2 separate regions of the Homo sapiens genome follow, and region 1 is linked to region 2. Evidence: chromatin loops called from intact Hi-C (ENCODE). Cell type or tissue: mammary epithelial cell. All regions are shown on one strand. Each heading gives the region's core, and the rest is flanking DNA. Links, peaks and the distances in the headings are about the cores only. Region 1 has its middle 200 kb from the start of LRRIQ3. Region 2 has its middle 15 kb from the start of ERICH3.

The links. Peaks named below come from ENCODE experiments on the same cell type or tissue, not always from the same donor. Only the 100,000 strongest peaks of a DNase experiment are listed, where the experiment ranks them.
Region 1: it touches region 2 in a loop (4-fold over the local background); 8 of 110 quality-filtered maps call a loop at or near these places.

The regions. Positions count from the first base shown.
Region 1 is chr1:73,992,833-74,005,176 of GRCh38, forward strand. No RefSeq gene overlaps it. Among named protein-coding and RNA genes, the nearest start is that of LRRIQ3, 200 kb to the right of the region's middle. RefSeq lists an enhancer at 9,423-9,924. In mammary epithelial cell, for the core only: a CTCF peak has its summit at 5,711 (motif pointing left); no DNase peak of the experiment used is centred there; H3K27me3 peaks cover 324 bases.
Region 2 is chr1:74,682,715-74,695,058 of GRCh38, forward strand. No RefSeq gene overlaps it. Among named protein-coding and RNA genes, the nearest start is that of ERICH3, 15 kb to the left of the region's middle. In mammary epithelial cell, for the core only: a CTCF peak has its summit at 7,295 (motif pointing left); no DNase peak of the experiment used is centred there.

The sequences.
Region 1 (12,344 bases), core at 2,481-10,480, 690 kb before region 2:
GATTTCCTAGTTTGCCTTCCTCATTTAAAAAATAAAGAAGTTAAGCTCCAGGTAGGCTAAATTGATCTTTAATTAGGTGAAATTATTTTCCCTCTGATTTCCCTTCCTCAGGTGAAGCCATCAGAACTCATTCAAGCTAAAAATCTGAGTCATTTTGAAATTATTCTTTTTATCTCATATCCAATCAGTGATCCGCATGCTATTTAGTTTTATATCCTACATATCTCACTAACCCAGAGACACTAAGGTAGTTCAGGTCCTCATCATTGCCTCCACTCTTTCATACCCCAAATATTCTTCTGCATCTTCTGCCAGCCACATATTGCACCAAATACTGAAAATATGACAGTAATAGTCTGTCTGTGGCTGCCTTGGGTTCCCACTTCCCCCTAATTTTGATCGATCTTCAACACATCTATTGGAGAGTGTTTTACAGAACACAAATCGTATTATGATTTCCCTTATTCAAAATTCTTCAGTAGCTTTCTGTTACCATGTGAGATTAACATCAAGTCCATTGGTCTTTCTCAGAGTGATCCTTCCCTTTATTTGGGGAACTTTTCTTGCTCATATTCAAGCTTTGGGTCTACCATTCTACAGACCCATGTGCCACACAGAGGTACTAACTTTTATCGAACTATGACAGGCACATTCATACTGTAAACATAGAATGTTAGCCTCCCTTTCTCTAGCTTATTTGGGGGAAAGTGAGCATATCACATGTCTGATCGTGAGTCATCTCCTTTGCTGTTGCTACCACATGAGATATGTTTTCTCCCCTGCTTTCAGCTCTAACTCTGGTCTTTATTTACCCTACAGCTGGGCACTACCTGATACTCCAGGATGCTTGGTTCTTCAGTATAGCACTGCGGCAGCAGTACTAGCTACAGTGAAAGGTGATACGAGGAGCATCACTTTTTCCTTTTTGGACCCATCCGTTAATTCTCCATAAAAATCATTATAAAAAAATAAGATTTTATGTATGTAACACATTTTATTACACTGTTGATAACTAAAGAAATTAAAATAAATGTAAAACAAACAACTTTAGATGCTACTACGATTGTTCCTAGTATTCAAAGAAAAAATAAATAATAATTAATGCCCTTTTTCTTAGTCTTAATAATAGAAAACTCTAAGAAATGCTTTGGGACATCATTTATATTCTTTAAGATTGCCATGACAAGGCGAGGTACCCATGTACCTCTTAATTTTTCCTGTAGTTTTGGAATGAGTAACTATTAAAACACACACATGCACATATACAAATATACAAGCCATTCCATTTATAAGGACATTAAAAATTAATAGTCTGAAACACCTTAAGAAATTTTCTTTCTATATGCAAAAATGCTTGTACTGTTATCCCTGGCCACAATGTACGTAGAGCTGAATATTCTAATGAAGAGAAAATTTACTTTATTTTTGTAGGTTCCAGAAAATACACAAAAGATTATTGGCTTTTTTTTAAGTGGGCCATTAAAATACCTTGACAAACATCAGAACCATCTACATCTTGCTCCTGTCCAGAAAATAAAAACCCACTCAAATAATTGGACATATGAGTTTTAGAGAAGAAAGAAAGGAGATTACTCTTTTAAAACATACAGTTTTACATCTTTTCATATACTCTTTCTCTTGCTAAAGATGCTACTTCTTCTAATAAAAAGGTTCAAGTTGAAATGTCTTCTCTGTGATCCCTTCCTTACTCCCCTGTGCCTTTACCTGATTGTCCCTCCTACACTTCTCATAAAAATCTGCGCTTTACTATAACTCACCACATCTCATCATATTTACTTACATCTCTCTGTCTCTCTGTGTCACCTGTGAGCTCCTGTGGGGGCAATAAATAAGATTCTATTCATCTGTGTTTTCTGGTACTTAGTCACAATAAATGTTCAATAGATATTTGGGAATAAATTAGAGAAGGAATACATTCCCAAAGTTATACAAATTAGTGACCAGGTAGATAACAAAACTAAGGATTTATGACTCCTAGTCTAGTATTTTCCATAATTATATAACTTGGTCTCTAAACAGCAGTTAATTCCCAAATTGCAGGCTAGACATCCAAGAAGTTTAATGAATTTTTCAAGATCACATTTATAATGTCAGAAACATCATTATTTCAGTCAGCATAGATTAGGTTATGCTGCAGTAATACTCTCCAAATTCCTACATACTGAAACAATGAAGGTTTGCTGATTGCTCCTGCTACAGGTCCATCATAGGTAAGAAGAGGATATCGATACTGCCATTGAGAGACACAGGCTGATGGAGCAGCCACAGTCTTGAACCCTGATTGCATTTATGCCACAGGGAAAAAAATATTCTGAAGACTGTCCACCAGCAAATAACTTCTCTGGTCCGGAAGATGTTACTTCCCCCCATTACTCATCACAGAATCCCCAGCCAACAACAAAAAGATTGGAAAGTATAATTCTACCATGTTTGAACTGGAGATGATATTTGGTTAGCAATCATTTTCCTTAAAAATGCAAGTTGGTCAAGACTAGTACCAAGACTTACATATAATAAGTATATCAGAGATATTTGCTAAGTTGAATATAATTTTTATTTCTAGCCCAGTATTCTTTCTACTAGGCAGTTATGAGATACACTTATTTAAGAAAAATACCAAGGATGTGGGCATTTTTATTTTAAGATAATTCAGATACAATAAATGTGAAACTGTTCAAGGAATTATACATCTTAGCTTAAGAACAAGAAATAATTGTGATTATTTTTTATGGAAAATAGCTGTCTTTAGCTACACAGTAGGTGATAATAAGAAAAACCATGACTAATTCTTTGCAGATTGTTGAATACAGAGAAATAAACTTAAAGGTCAATAAAAAGTTAAATGGGGTGATTTTCGTTAAGTGCTATATAAAAGCAGCATGACACCTTCCTCCCCTAGACAGGGCTTTGGGGCAGGAAAGCCCAAAATTCTAGACCTAAATTCATTACCTATTAGCAATGTAACCTCGACTCTCCTGTAGGCATATGTCTTGCTGTATAAAATGAAAATCTGGAATAATGTATAAGATTCCTTACAATTTAAAATTATGTGAGCTACGTGAGTTAACTTGTCATAACTCAGATTAGGAGTAACTTCTATAATAGTTATAGTTGCAGTAATTGCTATAGTAACTACTCCTCAAAATTTCAATCCCATAAAATAATATAATTATATTTTTCATCCACATAACCATGTTCCTGTTTTTCCACATGGTGATTCATTCACAGGCTTCTCCACCTATTTGCTCTATCATTCATTCACTGGAGCCTCAGAGTCCTCTGCTTCTGGTGAAAAAAAGGAAGGAGAGTGGAAAAACCTAGACCATAAGTGGCACACATCACTTCTGCTTAGCTTTTTTTGGGGAGAATTTCTCATAGATGAGAACACATTACTGCAACTGTATACAAAGGAGGCTGGAGAAACATAGTTCCTGTCTGGAGATTCCTCTACCAGCACCAACTTCACACTGTGGAAGTAGAGACTCAAAGTTTTGGAGAACATCTAACCCGTGGCACATATTCTCAAGTCTTTCTTGACCATCAACTTTGTCCATTGAAGAATTTATCACTTCTCTCTGCTGCTTCCCCTACACTCAGACAGAATGCTATCCTGAGATCTACATTAGTTGGTTTCTTTAGGTGGCAAAAATTTAACAGCAGAGACAATTTTTATTTTAGCCTTGTACCTTCCAGCATGTTGCCCTGCTCCAGGATAGAGTAATTATTTTGTTAAAATAAATAAATAAATATATATATATATATATATATATGCACACACACACACACATATATATATACACACACATATATATACACACACATATATATACACACATATATACACACACACACACACACATATATATATATACACATATAATGAATTTATTCAGAGCCCTCTCTGTCACTTTTGTGTTTTATTTCTGTGTATTTGGGAAAATATTTTAATCTATAAGAACATTATTAAAACATGTACCCTGCAATACTATTGAGGGCATTAGATGAGAAACATATATTAAGGGTTTAAATATAAATGATGTTTCCCAGACCCTCACTCTCCACCTGAAATCACATCCCCTTCGTAAGTAGGAGATGGAGAGAAGGCCTATTTTTGAAATCCTAATGTTAGGTATAGGAATTGAAATATGCCCTTATTCCCTCAGTTTATGTCCATAAACGTTGTTGTTGTTGTTGCTGCTGTTTTATTCAGAAAGGTATAAGTCACAATACTACTTCTAGAAAGACAGAAAAATTCGATTTTGTAAACTTACAAGTAAAGACATAAGTGCACCCTGAAAAGCAGCACTTAGACTTCATAGGAAATACCTGGGAAGATTTTGTCCACGAGCAGCAAGGAAATATTTTGAGAAATTTAACTTTAAGTCTTATTCAGTTCAGTCAAATATATAAACATGTAATAATATGTTTAATGCAGAACATGTATTCATTCATTTATCAAACCAACATTTATTAAGCATTTACTTTGGCTTATTAACTTACATTATTTAGGAAAAAATCAAACCATGTTTTTCAAATTACCTATGTAACTATAGAATGCTTTGGACTGGATATGTAGTAAGATCCTTGGGGAGCATTTTTAGCCATAACATTTGGACCATTAAATGACCAGAGCCCATTCCTACACATTGCTTGAATTCCAATAAACATTTATGGAATAAATGCAACCATAACTATAAAAATTCATTTAAATCCCTTATTTAGACTTTTTAGCTATGACAATGTAGAATTTTACTAGAACCCAGGGATCTTGGAAAACAAAGGTGTTAAAGAAATATCCCCATCCTTTTGTGTCCCCAAAGATACCTTACTACAAAGAAACAGCCTTCCCTATGACTTATTTAGGGATGCTTTCCTTGGTTTACCTATGACCAATCCAGACAAAACCCTCCAAACTCCCATTCTTTGCTTCATTAATAGTTAACTGAACTGCTGGTCCCCACGGATCAATGAGAACAAAATGCTTGTTAAGCAAGCTTTGTTAAAGCATCTCTGCTTCCCCTAGGTCCCTGAACTTTGAACCACCTTCAGACTAAACCAGCAGACAGCCCCTTAACAGCAACTCCTGCGAATAATCTCAGTAACACAGTTTCTTATTTACTGTCCAATCTGCTGTCCACTCTTTCATCCCATTTCTCCACACCTAATTTTTTTCTAGCCTTGTTTACTTCTTATTATAAAAGGAAAACTCTTTTTGTTTAATCTTTGAATACTGGCAGGTCTCACGATCTATTACAGTAGTCCCCCTCCTTCTATTACAATTCCCCTCCTTCTATTCTCTTTCCTCCTTGCGATAATTTTAAAAAATATTTTCTTTACCCTAATTCCAGATTTGTGTTTTATTTGATACATGCTTTGAAAGAGGATTATTTCCCCCCCTACACACACCCAATGTACAAATGTAAACTAAATCTCCATCTGCTATAGTCCTAACTTCATTTTTTCTCATTTGACCTCTTAGAGTGTTTTTCTGATTTTCTAAAGTGAAAATATTTATTAACATTCAAGTTGAATAAAAAAGGATGTTTAGAGCCTATATCAAATAAAAATGCGTTGCAAATAAGAGTTCCATGACTCTGTCTTGGGGCTTGAGGAGCACTTACAGAAAGACTGCCTTCTTGAATGTTAGGGGACACTGTTTTAGTTACAGTAACTGTCTTGCCATAAGCTTGAATATGTACTGCCATCTACTGGTAAATACTACAAAATCAAATTAAAACAAATGGCACTTCTTTCTTGCAATAAGTATGTGAACACATTTGTTGAAAAAAAGGTCCTCTCAACAGACCTAACAACAAATGTTTATGTTCTATATACATAATTTATTTATTAACTCACCATGTTTAAATACTGTTTTATCTTATATTTTCTTAAAAATGTTTTTTGGTTTATAAAATATTTTTAACTGATTCAGGGTTAAATATCTGAACAAGTCCAATTATTGTACTATGTTGAATAGGATAGTACAGTTCAGAACAATACAGAGCTTTGATGTGCAAAGGTGCAGTCTGCTGACCACACTTTAGGTACAAGAAACATCTGGGAGCTCGTTAGGAATTCAGAATCTCAGTCCTCTTCCCAGACCCTCTTAGAATCTGCACTTTAACAAGATGATTAGGCAAATGGTTTTCACATTAGAGTTTGGGGAGCCCTGGCACAAAGTAAAGTATAGCACTGCATAGGCAAAATCACTAGTCTGAAATATTAAAAATCAAAAACAAAGAACAAAGGAACTCATGGTCCTGGAATCATTTTTTATTTTTCAATCTTTTAAATGGACTTCATCCTGCAATTAAAATATTTTGAATCACTGTAAGATCAATTGAAGCAGTTATGAAACAAATTATAATGCAAGACAATTAAGAACAATACCCTAGAGCTAAATGTTAATATTATACATTTGTGCATATTGGAATTCATTTTTCTGTTCAGCATCCTTGATGAGACTTTCCATAACATTAATTACTGAGACAGCTATGCCAGCAGCCTCCCAAGAAAGTCAAGAAATAGTCGAAGAAAAGATACAAAGTAAGGAGTTGGAGTTAAGAGTAAAGTCAATGAGGGGTGCTAAATTTCATGCAAATGCATACACATATACAGATGCACACACACACACACACACACACACACACACACACACACACACACTGAGAGTGATCTCCCAATATCAAGTTGGCAGACCGCAGGAGCCAAAATTTCAAGGCTCGCTGGCTCTCCACAGCTCCTACAATCACTTTTATTAGAAAGAGACTCCATCGCTCAAGTGATCTTATTTAGTGTGCCAGAGGCCTCTTACTTGAAAAAGAAACACAGATAAAAGTGTACATTCAGCAAAAGGGCACAGTTTTCTTTTTTTTTTAATGTAAGTTGTATATATTATCATTGTCTTTGGATTTATTGAGACTTTCATTATGATTAGCACACAGTCATTTTTTTAAAAATGTTTCATGTGAGCTTGAAAATGTGCATTTTCTACTTCTTAGGTGCTAAATAGATAGATAAATCAAACTTGTTAATTGTTAATTATGCTGTCCATATTGTCTATATCATTATTAATTTATTTCACTGCCTAACTGATTGATTAATAAAAGTACATTAATATCTCCCCTTATAGGGATAAATTATTTTTTTCTGTTCCAGCAGATTTTGCTTTCCATATTTTATGACTGTTTAACTAGACTGTTTATATTTTCCTAAGAAATTTATTACTTTATAATATATCGTGTCCCTCTTTATTCTTAATAACATTCATCTTAAATTCTGTATAATTTAATACTACCCGATGTAGGCTAAACTTCACAGGTTAAGAGTCAGGAGTCCCCAGGGCCACTTTTACTTTTGACCAGTTGGTGACAAATTAGAGTGTTTCAACAACCACTCTCAAGTTTGATTTTTCAAGAGAAAAATTCACAGGACTCACTAGAAGAAAGTCTAATACTTAAAGTTATAGTTTTAATATATATATTATATAGCATATATAATATATATATTCCCAAATTAGAAGAGATGCATAGAGTGAAGACTCAGAGAGTTCAAAACACAGTTTTCATCATCTTCTCAGTGTCAAAGTGCGACGATACTCAAGAGTATTGCCAACCAGGGAAAGCTCACTGAGCTTCAGTGTTAAGAGTTTTGTTTTTGTTTTTTTTAAATCGGACTCTAACTCTGTAGACACAATTGATTGAATCATTGTCCACTGACTCAGTCTCCAGTTAGCTCTCGCTTCCACTGGGGTTAGGGTGATATAAAAATATAAGGTTGATCTTTCCAGTATGGCCAAATCCAACCTAGTCAACTCCTCAGCATAAACTATCTAGGAGCTAACCATCAGTCACCTAATCAGCATAACTCTCTATCAAGTGGGTTCTAACAGGCCCACCATAACAAAGACACTCCAATTACTTGGAAAATTCAAAGGGTTTAGAGGCTACCTCCTGGAGCCAAGACAAAGGCCAGACTTCTCTTTTGGTAAAGTTAGTTCTTCACCACACAAGTACTAATATTGCCACCCTAGCTTTCTTTTCATTATGAATGACCCACAAAGTATAAAGTAAATGGTAAAAAAATCCAAATATTTCTGTAATCACAGTAAATATAAATATACGAAACTCATTATTAAAATTTGTCTTATTGGAATAAAATAATTCTTGTTATTTACAAGAGCCAAACATAAATGATATGGACACGTCATCAAATAAGTGCAAATTAAAACCACAATGAAACACCACTATGCACTCACCAGTAGAGGCAAACTTTAAAAAACTAATAATACAAAATAATCATAATCTTCATCTAAGCTGTGGTAACATGGGAATATAAATTCATCTGTAACATGTATATAAGTAGAAATTATCAAGCCATACATTTAAGATATATGCATTTCTATGTATGTTATATCTCAATAAAATAATTTTGAAAACATGAATAAAAAAAGACATTCGCTTTCAGGACAGCCTCATATTCTAGTTTCACTCTTCAAAATCTGCTTGCAGCTGGTTTCAATTCACTGATAGAAGTAATACTGCCTACTAGACAGGGTATTGGAGAATGTGGAGAAATAGGGAATGAGCCCAGAACAGAGGAAGGATATTGATATTATTACCCAAAGTTAATATAGTTGAACAGAGACATCTCAGTGCTTAGGTTGAAAAAGAGGGATAAGAAAAAGAATAAGGCATAAAAGAAGGAGATAGGTTGAATACAGGAGTACTGGCTAGAAAGTTAGGAGGGCTATGGAATCAATGTTCTGCTTCAGAATCATGGGCCTAGCTAGATAACTAGTATAGTTTTTATTCCCACAAGTCAGTGAAGTAATGTGAGAAAGTCACACCGAACTGACAGATACACCATTGAACATTTGGCTGCATCTCACATGGTAGTATGGTCCAGTTATAGGGAAATAGTTGACTGGCATATCAACATGTCCTCCTTCTCCTGAATCTAGCAAATTCTCTCATGTGTCCAGTTGAAGTCTTCCTTTCTCCAGTTGTATTAGGTTTCTAGGGCTGCCATAGCAAAATACCACAAAGTCACTTAAACAACAGAAATGCTTTGTATCACAGTTGTGGAGGTCAGAAATTGAAAATCAGGTGTCAGCAGGGCCATGCTCTCTCTGACAGCACTGGGGAAAATCTGATTGAGACCTCTCTCCTAGTTTCTGGTAGTTTCCTGGCTTGGGGCAACATAATTCCAATATTCACATGGCATTTTTCCTGTGCGCATTTGTTTCAGTGTCCACATTTTTCCTTTCTATATGGACACAGACATAATGGACCAGAGTCTACCCTAATAACCTAGTCTTAAGTTGATAATCATCAAACACCCTTTTTCCAAATAAGGTCACACTTAACAGTTATTGGGAGTAAAGATTTCAGCATCTTTTTTGGGGATACAATTCAACACATAACACTAGTCCTCTGTCTTAATACTGACACTGCAATGTCCTTGAAATTTTACCTTAATTAAGTGGCCAAGACCAAGTCTTCCTTCCTAGAATCTCCTTTGTGTCATGCATGTCCGAGTGAAGAGACCACCAACCAGGCTTTGTGTGAGCAATAAAGCTTTTTAATCACCAGGGTGCAGGCAGGCTGAGTCCAAAAAGAGAGTCAATGAAGGGAGATAGCGGTGGGGCCGTTTTATAGGATTTGGGTAGGTAGTGAAAAATTAGTCAAAGGGGGTTGTTCTCTGGCGGGCAGGGGCGGGGGTCACAAGGTGCTCAGTGGGGGAGCTTCTGAGCCAGGAGAAGGAATTTCACAAGGTAATGCCATCAGTTAAGGCAGGAACCAGCCATTTTCACTTCTTTTGTGATTCTTCAGTTGCTTCAGGCCATCTGGATGTATAAGTGCAGGTCACAGGGGATATGATGGCTTAGCTTGGGCTCAGAAGCCTGACACTTTGTGCTATCTTTTGTGGACAGATTGAGATTGCATCATTCATATCCACAAATACATGACCTGTCCATTCTCCTCTTCAAGTACCTAGCAGTTGTTTCAGCAATTACTCATAAAATTCCTATCAAATTATCACTTTGTAATATCAAAGATCTTAAGGAATCTAGATCTCCAGGCATTCTGTCATAGTGCAGATATAAGCAAAACCACTGGTTAATGCACATTACACAAATGGAGGTGGAGAGGGAGAAAGAGAAATGCTAACATCCCTTGAACTGTTGACCTCCTTTATCCCCAGTTCCATTACGTAAATTCAAGCCTTACCATCTTCTGCCTGGATTATTTTAATAACCTCCTAATGGGCTTCCTATCTCCAATCTTGTCCACCTCTAATCCATTCTCCACATTAGACCCAGAATGATCTTTTTAAGTCACCCACTCCCCTCCTTAAAATCCTATCTTAGCTCAAAACTGCTCTCAGGATAACGTACCAAATTCTTATAATGCTTTTTCAGGCGCTTATTTAAATGAAGTTCAATTCTTTAAATTCACCTTACACTCTCTGTCTCTTAGGAAATTGCTCTTGCTTTTGTTTCTGCCTGGAACTCTCTTTCACCACTGTCACTCATTGCAAGCAGCTAACTCATTTGAGCCTTTCATCTTTGCATAAATCTTTCCTGCATCTCCAAAGGATAGATTAGGTGTTACCTTCCACTACCATTAAGTACTGCCACTAAGCACTCAGTACCAGTACTTAAATCTTATTACAGCTTTTATCACTGTCTATTGTGATAATTACCTGAGCACCTCTCCGTTTCCCCAACTATTGCCTAAATTCCTTCAAGGCCAGCATCTTATGTTATCTTGTTCATCCTTCTCTTCTTAACACCCAGCAGTGCCCCCTCCACATAGTAAGTACTCAGTAAAGCTGTCTAATGTATCTAATTTTACTGATTTATTTTAATTTTACCAATTTAATAAAATAGTAAAATAATCAGATTATTCAGGAAAAAATATATTTTTTGCTGCCAATATTTCTTTCTGTGAATAAAAGTGCCCCCAAACTCATTTTTAGATGATCAGTTTCACTAATTTTAATACAATGGAATATTGCTCTAAAGCTGTCAGATACAAAGAAGTAATATTTTATGTAGAATAATCTCATATTTGATTTCATCCAAATAGGGTTAGTTGCTAATGTCCCCAGAGCACTTCATTATAAGTTGGCCAGATTTAAAAGGCTTAGACACCAAAAATGCATATCTAAAACAGATGTCTCTCTCAGAGAGTAAGCTTTTCCAGCACAATAAATTCTACTGTGCTTTGCTTCAGAACACAGAAGTGCATGACATGCAAGAAAAATGTGTGAAATACAACAGGTATTTTGAGATTTTTTTTTTAAAAAAAATGGTATAGAAGTGAGTCTTTGAACAAAAGCTGTTTTGTTTTGTAAACCAACTTGTGTTCACAAACACAACTATCCTCCACTCACTGGATAGAAAAGTGTTTTTTTTGTTTGTTTGTTTTGTTTTTTTCTTGGGAGAAATAAATACAGTATTTTATAGGATCTTTTCTCCCTGCCTTTCACAACTGGAATATGAAACTATGTAGCCCTTTAGAACACTTTTATGTCACCTTTCAAAAATGAAAACAAAACAAAAAGCACATTTTTTTATTTTTGTAAAATAAAGAAACATAAATTTGATTATTTGGTGTATTTCTGCAAACAAAGTACACAATCTGAAGGCTTCAGAGAAATAAAACATTGTTACAAGCTAATAGTTTCTTACTTGTAGCTATGTGCCAGGACACCTATCAAAAACATGTCCAGTCAAGAGGTTGACACTGTTTCAAAGTGAGGCCGTTAATCTGCTGACAGCACTCCATTAAACTAACTCTGCAAATAATTTTGTTGGAGGAGTGAACTATTGGAGAGAGACTGGGACCCCTGTTTACTGTCATTATTGACTAATTACAGCATGATTGCTTAGGGACAAGCCAATTGTTTGCATCATGTAGAAAGATAACGAAGATAAAGACACTCCACTTTGGAGGAACGCAGCTCCAAGGGGATACATTTCTCTTTCTCACTCTCCTCAGTAAATGAGAAAAAATCCTGTTCGACCATGTGGATGGAGGGAAGATTTCATTTAAGGTAACATAATTAATAGAACACATTTTTATTCTATAAATAAGCTGTATGTACATTTTGGTAGCATTCTGAGTAATGTATTATTTACTATTTCCTTTTTTATTTTTATTTTCTTTTTGAGAGAGAGTCTTGCTGTCTCCCAGGCTGGAGTGCAGTGGAGGGATCTGGGCTCACTGCAAGCTCTGCCTCCTCGGTTCACACCATTCTCCTGCCTCAGCCTCCGGAGCAGCTGGGACTACAGGCGCCCGTCACCACGCCCGGCT
Region 2 (12,344 bases), core at 2,953-10,952:
TTAAGGTAATAATATGGGTTTGCAACCTATTCTCAGGATTTCCACAAGCCTAAAAGAAATGAGAATTACATAGGGCAAGATGGCCCAAGCCAAATAAAAATTGCTTTTTTCTTTTTTATAATAATTATAGTGGGTCATCTCATTGTGGTACATTTGGCTTTCTCATAGGAAGACATTATTTGTTGTTTTTCCTGCATAAAAGTAATCTTTATCGAAACACTACATTCATAGTAGTTCAAAAAAATTATACAAGGGCCCATTAGTTATAAAAAGGTTGTTAAACACTACTATATCCCAAATCTTAAATTTTGGCCAGTACAAGTGTAAATTTTCATTTCTCCATCTCTTTGCAGCTTAGCTCCTAATAACCCAGGTTGTCCCCTGTAGTCCTGAGAGGTACAGGGAAGTAACATAGCAGGAAACATTGTAGGTGATGACCAAGGGAGGATGGCAAAAAATGTAGTGTTAGTAGAGGAACCAGCCAGAGAGTGAATTCAGGTAAAAGAAGAGGAAAGCCACTTCTCTTCAGGTCAATTCCATAAAAGGAAGAGCTGACAGGTGAAATGAAAGTGACAGACTCAAAGTTACCTTGTTATTTATGAGGAACAGAACAGATCACCTAGAATTTGGGGGAGGATGTCTCTCAGAGAAATTGGCAGAAGACTTTGTAGACGATGTGGGTCAAAATGAATCAGACTTTCAAAATGGAGTGCTGTGGCCATCCTTCCTTCTACCTCCCCTGCTAGAAATCGGCTATTGATTTCCAGACTAACTAATTTAAAGGCTCTTCAGTTGTAACAAAACAAAGATAGTGTTTCAAAGACACCCTTTAGTCAGATTTCTGAAGGACAGTTTTGGGCCCTGCCATCAAAGCAAATAAACCCCACTATAGTCATGGTCGCTGGGGGAGGAGTAATGACAATTTAAAAAGTACTGAACATATGATGTGTGCCAGGCTCTGTGCCCAAATGCTTCAAGTGCCATGTCTCATCTTATGCTTAAAAGCTATTGTTTCCCCCTTTTTACAAAGAAAGGTTCTGAGAAGCAGGGAATTGAAACTTTCCTGAAGTCACATGCTTATAAGTAGTTCCTCCTCCTTAGCAACCATTCTCAATCCCTGTGTCACATTGTCCCATGGAGGGTGGTTGGAGATGAGCAAAATCACAAATTGTGGGTGTCATCAAAGAAGGCAGAAGGGAACTTGTACTTATCTAGTGCTTCCAATGTGCTAACAACCTACACAAATCATCTCATTTAACTTCCACAATTCCTTGGGGGAGGCATTATTCTCAAGGTACAGATGAGGATATTGAAGCTCAGAGAGATCAATGATTGGCCAACAAAGTAAACGAGGTAAGATGCAAACCAAGGCATTGTAAATCCTCACATTCAGGGATGCTGCTTCCGTAGCAAGTTGCTTCAGATTCATTTTCAAAAAATTATTTGCCCATATAAAGTATCAATATATGTGACCAAATTTCAGTTCATCTGGAAATACCTGGATATTTTAGTTGCTTGGAAACGGAATATAAGGCAATTTTGTGACATGGTAACTAAAACTATCAATGTGGTACTGGTTTATGCTCTCAGATATAAAAGTTCCTTTGTGTTTTGCATCAAACCGATAATGTTTGGAATACTGTGCTTATATGACAGACTTATATCTCAAAGTACATATTTTTCACTGCATTCTCCAAATTCAGAGGCAAGGACCATTTTCTCTGAGTTATGCTCTGAAAACCCTCTTCATTTGGTTTAATGCGAGGGGGAAGCAGGGAAGCATTCCCTCCCATGCATGGCAGGTAGGTGTAGGAACAGGGAGAACTCAAAACATTTATAGCTCACCCCAATGAAATCCATACCACCAACTTCTTCCTTCTTGCAATGAACTGCTTGCCTTCTTTCTTACACCCTGGAAATTGGTAATATGCTAATGCTTATTCTGCATATGTGTCTGGTACTTCTCTCTGGGATGTGTCAGGGACTTCTATGTAGGGTCACTCAGGCTGCACACCGCATGCACAACTACAGAGTATACTGTTTACATGGACCATGATGGGAATGATGCCCCCCATGGTTGATTGTGCAATTCAGCAGACCTACTGGCACATATTACTTTCTCTGTCTGTGCAAGCTCTCCTGAAATTAAATAGAAAAAAGCATGTTTAGTTTACTGCTAGGTATGACATTCAACGTTCCAAAACAAAAGAACTTCCTTTTAAAACACAATATAAAATATAAATTTATTAAAATGATGATCACTCTAGAAACTATTCCATAGGAGAAAGCATTGAAATAACTGGTGATGTCTAAAGTAAACATGATTGGGACCATGGAAAGTAGCAATGTCATAAAATATTAGAAAGGATTCTATGCAGAAGAGGGAAGAGACTGAGAAGATCTATGGGAGATAATTAGGAGAAGGTATGAGATGAGTTTTGGCTCAGGAAAAGACACAACTTTCCAGAACCAAACAACAAATATAAATCTTGTCACAAAAACCCTATGAGAAAGGGCATAGTTTAATACTTTAGACCCATTTTATAGGGGACAAGTCCAAAAATGGATAATATTTATAATAGAGAAACACTTTATCTCTAGAAGTGATCAAGAAGAGGAATCAAATACTCTATAGGATATCCTTCCATGGAGTATTATTGAACTTAATGAATTATAAGGCATCTTCTAGGAAACTAACTCTGTGTTTATATGATGGTATCAAAACCTACTAACCTTGACCAGTCCTGGAAGAAGGAACTCCCATTACCTTCCTCCTGGAAGGAGGTTGAGGCTTTATAGAAGGTGCTTGATCCAGCCCTTATGTGTATGCATTTCAAAGTTTCTGTCAGGTCTCATGTAGCTAAGCAAGCACAGCCACAGAAATTCTATGTTTTATTAAAGGGCTGGTTTTATTTTTTATTCCTGGAAGACCTAAGAATCACAATTTGAGAGAGGAGTGAGAGTAGAAATAAAGAACCTAATACTGCTCTGTATATTAATAAGTTCTGCCAAATCCACTGTGAGAGAGGTGTCTGATCTGAAAAGTTTTTCTTCTTCCTTATGGTCTTAAACCAGGAATCGAAAACCAAAGGAGGAAGAAAAATATTAAGACACTGGGGAATGGCAGGCAGTCCTATAGCACGGTCTGCCTAATAGTTGGCTGCTTCTGAACTCAGAAGCTATGTCACCTTCTAGAAATGCCTTCTAGGGTTGCCACAGATTCTGATTTTTCCAAAGACACTGAAAAGCTAGATAGATTGAGTGAATTTTTAAAAATGTTTTAGAACATTATGGAAGCCAAATAAATAATATTTATGGTTAGAATTCTGCCCACTGGCTTCCAGTTTATGACAACAGAGTAGGAATATAGGCTTCCTACTCAGGAAAGGAAGGCCTGACCTTCAGAAAACAGCGAGTGGGAAGCCCATGCACACATATATGTCTCCATATGAACCAGCAGGTATCTATCAGGCAAATGAAGACAAAGAAAAGTAGGAACAACTACACTGGTGGGAAGATCTGAAGAAGGCTCAATTAGAGTGACTCCTCCCACATGAGATTGCTTTGCAGGACTTGAAGGGCCAGAGGCCCCTCTTCACTGTCTTGCTGAAGCTCCTGGGTATTTCTCTCTGGAAGAAATAGCTCAGACTTGGGAAGGCCACTGGATCCTCTGGCAACATCAGCCCCTGTAGGTGGGGAGTGGATTTTTCCCAAAGGGTAAATGACCCTCAAGGCCTAGTTTGAAGAGAAAGTCATTATTAGGAAGGAGCAGGGACCTAAGGAAGTATAGCAAGATTAGAAAGTGGGGATGACCACCAGAAGACACCCGTGAAAGCTTTAATTCTTTGCATGAATTTTTTTACTCAGATTGGGGAAAAAGTCATGTTTACTACACCATTTCAAGTGTCTTTCCCTGACAAAGACAACCCTCAGTACATAGCACATTTGCCATCAGCCCTGTTTTTAGATGTAATCTTCAACAGCTTGTTCATATGGATTTTAATTTTAATATGTTTGGTTACACAACCAAGCACTAGAAGCACCAAAAAAGTGACAGGCACAGGATAATCCTCTTTCACTGTGTGGGTAATGTGTTTAAAAAGAACAAAGGGGAAAAGAATTGAGTTTGAGATATGTTTAGATTTTAAAGGTGATGGATATAATATCTCTATATATCTTTCTTTCTCCTTGTTATCATGTGCATTTCTTTAAATTATAGACAAGTCTCAGAGACACAGTCTTTAGGATTTTTCTAGAGTGAGAAAAAATGTGGTAAGGAACATCAGGGTTTATACATTGATTTTTTATGGACTTAGCTAATGCTCGACTCACTCAGCTATTCAAAGAAATCCATCAACACAAAGAGACAGCTACATGACGATATGGCCAGCAAGTCAGGACAGATGGCGTCTAGCCTGAGCTGCCTCTGCACACAAATGGGTGTCAAACAAAGTCATCAACAGGCCCTACACCATCCGGCTTCTCCTATGCAAGATGGTCAATAATGCAACAAATATTGTGAACACCTGGGTGGGAATGTGCTGCTTCTCCTCCCCAGAGCTCTTTGGACTTAGCAGATCACTGGCCTCTACTAATGTCTTTGGGTCACAGCACCCCTGTAATGGAGTGCTAATGACTATGAACTGGAGGGTCATACATCTGAGGATATATATCTAGTTGTCAATCATTTCTCAAATTTGGCACCACTGCACAGGCTGACAATTAGTCTGAATAAAACTAAGGTGATGTTTTTAGTTGCCCCAGGCAAATCAGGCAAGCAACCAAAAATTACCATCAATGGCATGGAGTTAAAAGCCATATCCAATTCCTGCTGCCTATGTAGTCTGCTATCTAATGACAGGTCCTCTGCTTTGCTTTTCTGTGGTTCTTTGAGCAACCACCAGTAGTGGAGCTCATTATTGGAACAAAGAGTAACAACTCGTATTAATAAATCCACCTTATTTGGGGGAGCTTGACAGACAGGATTTGTGGTGATAAGGCATCTGATTTCAGATAAAGACCAAAGTGCAAGACTGCCCCGCTGTCCAGGCTTCTTTGTAGATATGAAATTTGGTTCATTATCATTACCTCCCTGAATAACATTAATTCCACTCAGTGCAAAACATCAAATGGCAGCACTGGTAACATTGTCAAGAAATAGAACTACTAATCAGCAATTGACATAATATTCGACCTGCCTTCTTAGTAACTGGAAATAGTTCCAGTTCAACAGTCATGGAAATAATGAAGTTTTGCAGAACTGCACAAGAAAATCTATGGATATTATAATCTATTGCATAGATTGCTAATGTCCTAACAGTATTTGTGTGATAATGATTCAAACCTCTGCAAATATTTTAGGATGAACAGTTTAATTTCTGGCACTATTTGGGTTCTTTTAACAGCAAATATCTGAAGCATAATTTATCTAAAATCAAAGGTGAATAAAAGGAGAGAAAGTTAGCATGGAATTAAGCGCATTCACTGCTGTAAGATTCACTTTCTGTACCTTAAACTGAACAAAATCTTAGAGTTTCCTTTCTCTCTTTCACTTTTTTTTTGCTTCTTTTTTTCTTACCCAGCCCATGTGATGTTCACTAGAATAACACTATTGACTCGAATGCACCCAAAAGTATATACATATAAGATGATATGTTTTGCCTCTCCAAGTCTGATTATTTCTGGAATGGAAATTACAAATCACTAAACAATTTACACTTGTGTGCATATAATGAAATTAATAACCTTAGAAATATAGATTGCTGTATTGCTTGGTATATGGCTTAATCTTAATTTATTAAGAAAAATTCATTGAGAGATCATCTGGGGTAAGGCTATTCCTATTGTCTCAAAGTGTCATCTTCCAAAACTAGTTTTAACCTGCAATAGAAGAAACCTTTGAATTTTTTTTAAAAAGTCTCTTCTATCCACATAAAAAGGTCTAAAAAGGTACATGTGATCTTGGTCTGATGATAAATTCCTTTACATCTTCAAAAGAAAGTTTCCACTCAGAATTTGTTGGCAAATATATCCAGAGCTTCTTTAGAAGCACTAATTCTAACTCAACCCTACCACAAGGCCTCTGGAAGCTGAAAATTACTAGTTCTAGTAAAGCTCACCCCTCATTGAGTTCCTTCAATGTTTAGGCTGGCAGTAATATCTATCATTTACATATTTCAGAGGTATTCATTGGAATATGGTGACAGGGCCATGACAGAAAGGAGATGTGAGGAGGAGGGAGCTGTGATTGCAGCTTGTGGACTAGGAAACTTTGGAGAGAATCTTCTCTACTGGAAAATAATTGCATGTGATTTTATGTAAAGTATCCAGCACTCCACATCACAGATGTTCAATAAGTGTTGCCTTCATCCTTCTCTAATACTGCTTTATGCAAATATAGCATTTTAAAGAACATGAAGCATGTTTACATGATTTATCATATTTGACCCTCACAATACCCTTTGTAAATGGGCTTTATTTTATGTTTGGAATTACAGATGATTTGAGATGCCAGGGTCTATATAGTCCTAGGTTACACGACTAGTAATTTTAGAATCCATCACCTGGATCGTCTGATTCCAAGACTTTCTTGTCCCTTTACTACCCTCAGCTGCAAGTATTCAGTAATGTGTACCTGACCACTGCATATCTTATTTAAATAATTTTCTTCACTATATGTTTTCATACTTTTAGAGATGATTTATCATCTCCTGGTGTTTCTTTTTCTGTTTGTTTCTTCATTTTCCCTGGTTCTCAGCTTGTAAAACTGTTACATTTCTAATGTTCATGGGTCCATGATTTAAAGTTTTTTGTCAGTATCTCGAGCTCTTCAAAGCGAAAGAACCCTAAAAACAAGGCACATTTCACTCTGGACCATGTTTTTCCTTTGAGCTCTCCTGCTAAAATACCAAACACAATTTGCTTTTCGCTTGTGAGATGGAAAGAAACAGTTGTGTGGCTATAGCTGTCATTTTGCCATTACCATTCTGAGGTGTTGATTTTGTGCTTCACATTTTTCCTGTGTTTTTAACTTGATGCCCTAGCTTGAATTTTTATTTCACTCTAATCGTTTTTTAAATTTGAAGTCTTCCTTTTACTTTGGCAATTTCAGTTGGAACACTATGTTTGGAAAAAAAAATGTTCACAGAGAAACTGAAGGTTAAATCAGCTTTATTCTGTAAACAGTGCCTAAATTATCATCTCCTTCCCATAACAGCCCAATTAATATGTTACAGCAAAGCAGAAAAGCCAAAAATCATGCTGAAAACATGGAGCTATTGCGACACCTGCTGGTAAGAAATAAAGTGCATTGTGTCAACAACAGCAAAAGCAAATGGAAACAATGGATCGCTTGGATAGATTTTATTCCTACAAATCTATCTTTTGTGAATACCTGGTATGTTTCAGGTGCTGTGACAGGCACTGGGACTGATAGGGGGAGGTCTGATCCTTACACTCAAGAATCTCACAGACTTCTGGGAAGAAATATCTCTATCTACACACCTAAATATAGAGAGATTATTTTTTATAGTCAAGGTTGTCAGGTTGGGTTGGGTACACCTAAGATAACACAGGGCCCACAGAGATGACCTTTCACGAATCAGGGACAGTGTCACAGAGAAGGGAATGCTGAAATATTGAAGGAGGAGGCTCCAGGGACCCACTGGAGAATGTAAGCGTAACAGTGAAGGGATCAGATTTTCACCTTAGAAAAATCACCCTGACAGCAATATGAAAGAAGGGAGAGAGACTAGTTAGGGTCAGGAAGGTAAACAGGAAGCTGCTGAGAAAGCTCGGGAGAGGTCAGAGCCTCAGTCAGGGCAGGGAATGTGGAGATGTAGCAAGTAGAAAATTTTCTTAGGAAAGAACATCAGCCAAAATTAAAGCATGTTTTGGGTGTGGACTCTGAGAAAGAAGAAGGATTTTGAAAAGATCCTTTATGTCTATATGGTTACAAACAAAAGGAGCATTTATTTTTCTTAAAAATAAAAAAAAAGAGAGTCTGGCCTTTTAGTGTAGATAGCTTTCTTTGTGTGTGGTCTTAGGAAAGAGTTAAAATATTTCACATCTTATGAGCGCATAATTGCTCAGCAAATACAAGCACATAATTTTATAAAGTAAATTTGGAGACTTTCAAAAAATATTGATCTCACCTGAAGGCAGTGCTTAATAAGTGCAATTTGGAGACAAGGACTCAGAGACACCAATTTGTGTCAACAGTGCTTAAGTGCTCCAATGAAAAACACACTCAAGGTCCTTGAGAAATCTGGATGACCGTAATAAATGTTTTTTCAAAGGAAGGTTTAAAATATTTATTTATTTACTTACTTACTTAGAGACAGAGTCTTGCTCTGTCACCCAGACTGGAGTACAGGGGTGCTATCGTGGCTCTTGGCAGCCTTGAACACCTGAGCTCAAGCGATCCTTCTGCTTCAGCCGCCCAAAGTGCTATGATTACAGGCATGAGCCACTGTACCCATCCTAAAATTCTTAAACCAATAGCTATAGTTATAAATTGAGAAATTAAATATAGTGAAAAATAGGCCATGATTTCCCTCTCTGTCAAAGTAACTCAAAAGAATACATTTTCCCATTGAGAATCAGACAAGGGCATGCACTTATATTCATTTATTTAACAAATATTTACTGAGTGTTTGTATGTATGAACTAAGATAAAAGTATTAAAAATAATATAAATCCCTCAGCTTCCAGGAACAGATAGTCCCATTCATTAAAGTGTATATATTTAAAGTATATATATCACATATATGTATACAATATATACATACTCCTGTGTGTATGTGTGTGCACATGTGTATGAGTGTGTGTATACATCTGTTTTAACCCATGAAGTGCGAGGAAGTATTCTAGAAACAAACAATGAAAATTTTCTTATGTATTAGACATATTTTACCTGTGACAGCTGAATAGTGAGAACAGAGTATTTAATTATAATACCACTTAGTCAAGTATGTTAAAATATAATTTACAGAAACAAAGAAAAAAATAAATAAAAATAAAGAAGAAACTTGAATTAACCAAAGTTATAATATAATAATTATAAATATTACATATATATTCACTTGTATGGGTACTATGTACAAAGACATATATATTTTAAAATCATTTCACTCAATACATTACATGGTTCCACAGGAATAATTATTACAGTGTTCTTTTAAAAAACAAAGTGTGTGTTGAATATATTAAAAAGAGGTACAAAGGAATAAAAATTCAAACATAGAGTGAATTAATGTTGCCAGCTAATGTAATTAGAACTATCACCTGGGAAAACATATCCTACAATAAGCAAGGAAGCTGAATTATTTCTATCTACAAAAATATTTGATCAGAAAATAAAAATTATGTTTATTATAAAGTCTATTTTTTAATCATCTGCTTAAAATCTGCAACATGTATTTCAGAGGCTAATTTAAATGCCATCTGGTGGCATTTATTCATATTTTGGAATTTTATATCAATCTGAATAAATTTTAAGAATTGAAAAAATAAAATGATAAAAATAAAATTTCTTATAAGAACCAGATTTGGCTACGTAATATTGATTTCTTCATTGGAATGATTACCACATCCTGATCTACAAAATAATGAGCTTCCATGAGGGTCATGTAAATAAGCAGTATTGCCAATGTACAAGTGTCCTATATCAAACCTGCAAGGGGTAATTGTCTATAATTCAGCCTCCTACAAGTTTGGACATGCTTTACATGTAGCCAAGTGGATGAAAATATGAGATAAACTAGTTTATCTTGTGATGTTAAAAAATGAAAGAAAACTATTTTAAGTATATTTGAATTTTTCAATGTAGGTAATCATCATTGGAAAGATGGTTTAAAATTAAACTTTATTTCATATAGCCATACAAATTTCACTATTGGTTTTACAGAAATGTTTACTCCGTTTTGAATAAGACCACACAGGTATATCTCCTTAAGAATTACAGATACAATGTGTTATATTACAAGATACATAAACTGTTGAATGAATGAATTAATGTCATCAGCTTAATGACTGAGTTGGGCTAGATTATGATATTTCTTTCAAACACAAGATTACACCAAAGCCCCATCATCTTTCACTGGATTATTGCAGTGGCCTCTAAGTGGTCTTCCATTGTCTGTTCCCTACACAGCAGCCAGAGTGGTCTTGTTAAAACCCAGCTTAGATTGTGTATTTCCTGAATACCCTCCTATGACTGCCAGTGATGAATAGTGAGTGGTTTGAGTGGATTGCCACTTACTGGGTCTCAGCATCTACTGGAGCATCTTAGCCTGCCACCCTGTATAGCGAATGCTAGAATGCCAAAGTTTCTTTTAAAGTTTTTAAAAATTGTTATATATTTAAGAGACACAAGTGCAGATTTCTTTTTTTTTTTTTTTTGAGATGGAGTCTCACTCTCTCGCCTAGGCTGGAGTGCAGTGGCGCGATCTCGGCTCACTGCAAGCTCCGCCTCCTGGGTTCACGCCATTCTCCCGCCTCAGCCTCCCGAGTAGCTGGGACTACAGGTGCCCACCACCATGCCCGGCTAATTTTTTATGTTTTTAGTAGAGACGGGGTTTCACCGTCTTAGCCAGGATGGTCTCGATCTCCTGACCTTGTGTTCCGCCCGCCTCGGCCTCCCAAAGCAGATTTCTTATACTTGTTATTCCTTCTGCCTGGAAAGCTCTGTATCCGGATATCTGTCCACAGGACTGACTTCCTCATTTCCTTTAGGTCTCCTGTTCAAATATCATCTTTCCTGACTATGCTGCATAAAAATAGCAACTGCTCCTGATATTCTCTTGACCCCTTGCTCTATTTCATGTTTCTTTGTAGCTCTTCTCGTCGCTGGACAGTGTACTTGCCTGTCTATCTGCTTATTGTCAGTCTTTCTCCATTGAAATGCAAATTCCATGAAACCAGAGTATTTGTCACTGAAGTATAACCTACCTGCAGAACAATGTCTGGCTCAGAGTAAGGGTTTAACAAATACTTGTTAAATGAGTAATATTTACTTGAAACATTTATGGAAGATTTAGTCAGATGGAAAAGCAAAAGGTTTTTACAACTTGTCAACCACTTACTATGAGGAAAGTACTATTTTCTATCTTATGTGAGGCAAAAGATCACAGACCCATTCCTGAATAAATGAACAGAACAGTGGGAGTCAAATGTCAATAAATAATTGTAATCCATTAATTCATTCAATCTTTATTTATTGAACATTAAGTAGAAGGCGGCTAGATTTTTCAAATCTTTTCTATGTGCCAGGCATCAGGCAAAAACATAATAAGGTTTGTTTAATATATCTTTCATAACAATCAAATAAGTAACTATTATCCCTGATTTACAACCAAAAAAACCTGAGGCTTTCCAAGGATATCCTGCTAGAGTCCAAGGTTGCCACACTACTGAAAAATAAAGACTATACCCTAGTTCTGTCTCATCCTATATTGTTACGGTACTGAAAGGAACACAGAGAAAAGCCACCTGATCATTAGTGAGGTCAGAAAAGCCTTCTAAGTAAAAGTAACACCTACGGTAAACCTTCAAAAGTAATATACTGAAATTAGGCAAAGAAAGGAGAGAGAGTAAGGCATCCTGGCCTGAAGAAATAACATCTGTGAATTATTGTGATATTGTAATTTCCATGAAGAGAGAAACACAGGTCTTAGTGCCTTTGTCTTTAATAATAAAGTAGATTGAAATTTAACTGTCTGAATTTGTTACTAAAATATAAATATACACCCCTCTAGAAACAATGACAGAATGAGTTAATATGTGATATAACTCAATCAGGCAATGCAAATAATCAGCATGAAGGAATTACCTATAAGCACAAGACTGACGAACATCTAGTATTCCAGATTTTAACAAAAGAGATATGATTGCCTATAAACAACTTTTCCCATTTGTAGTATATAATTAAATAACTTATGTGGCAATTAAATTACATGCCAATTAAACAGAATTGCAAGTGCTAACATAACAAGTTAAAACAAGTGGAAGTTATTACTGAAACACATCAATTGCTTTTTTCTACTAAGTTGAATTGACATTTAAAAAATTAACACTGACCTATGTTATGCACTTTCAGTATTTAGAATGTGAGTTAGGCTGTTAAAAGTTTTAAAGGTAAAAAATTGAAAAAGGGTAAAAGAAGTAGATTCTTGTTTCACCTAAATAAAATAATAAACAAAAATAATTTTTAATAGATTGGTTTTACTTATTTTTTAATTCCTTTTTTTCTCTGAATAATCAAAAATAAGCTTTACTTTGAAGTAAGATGGCAGGTGCCCAGAGCTAAGCTTTGATTGCACATAAAACCAGCTTTTTCATACTTG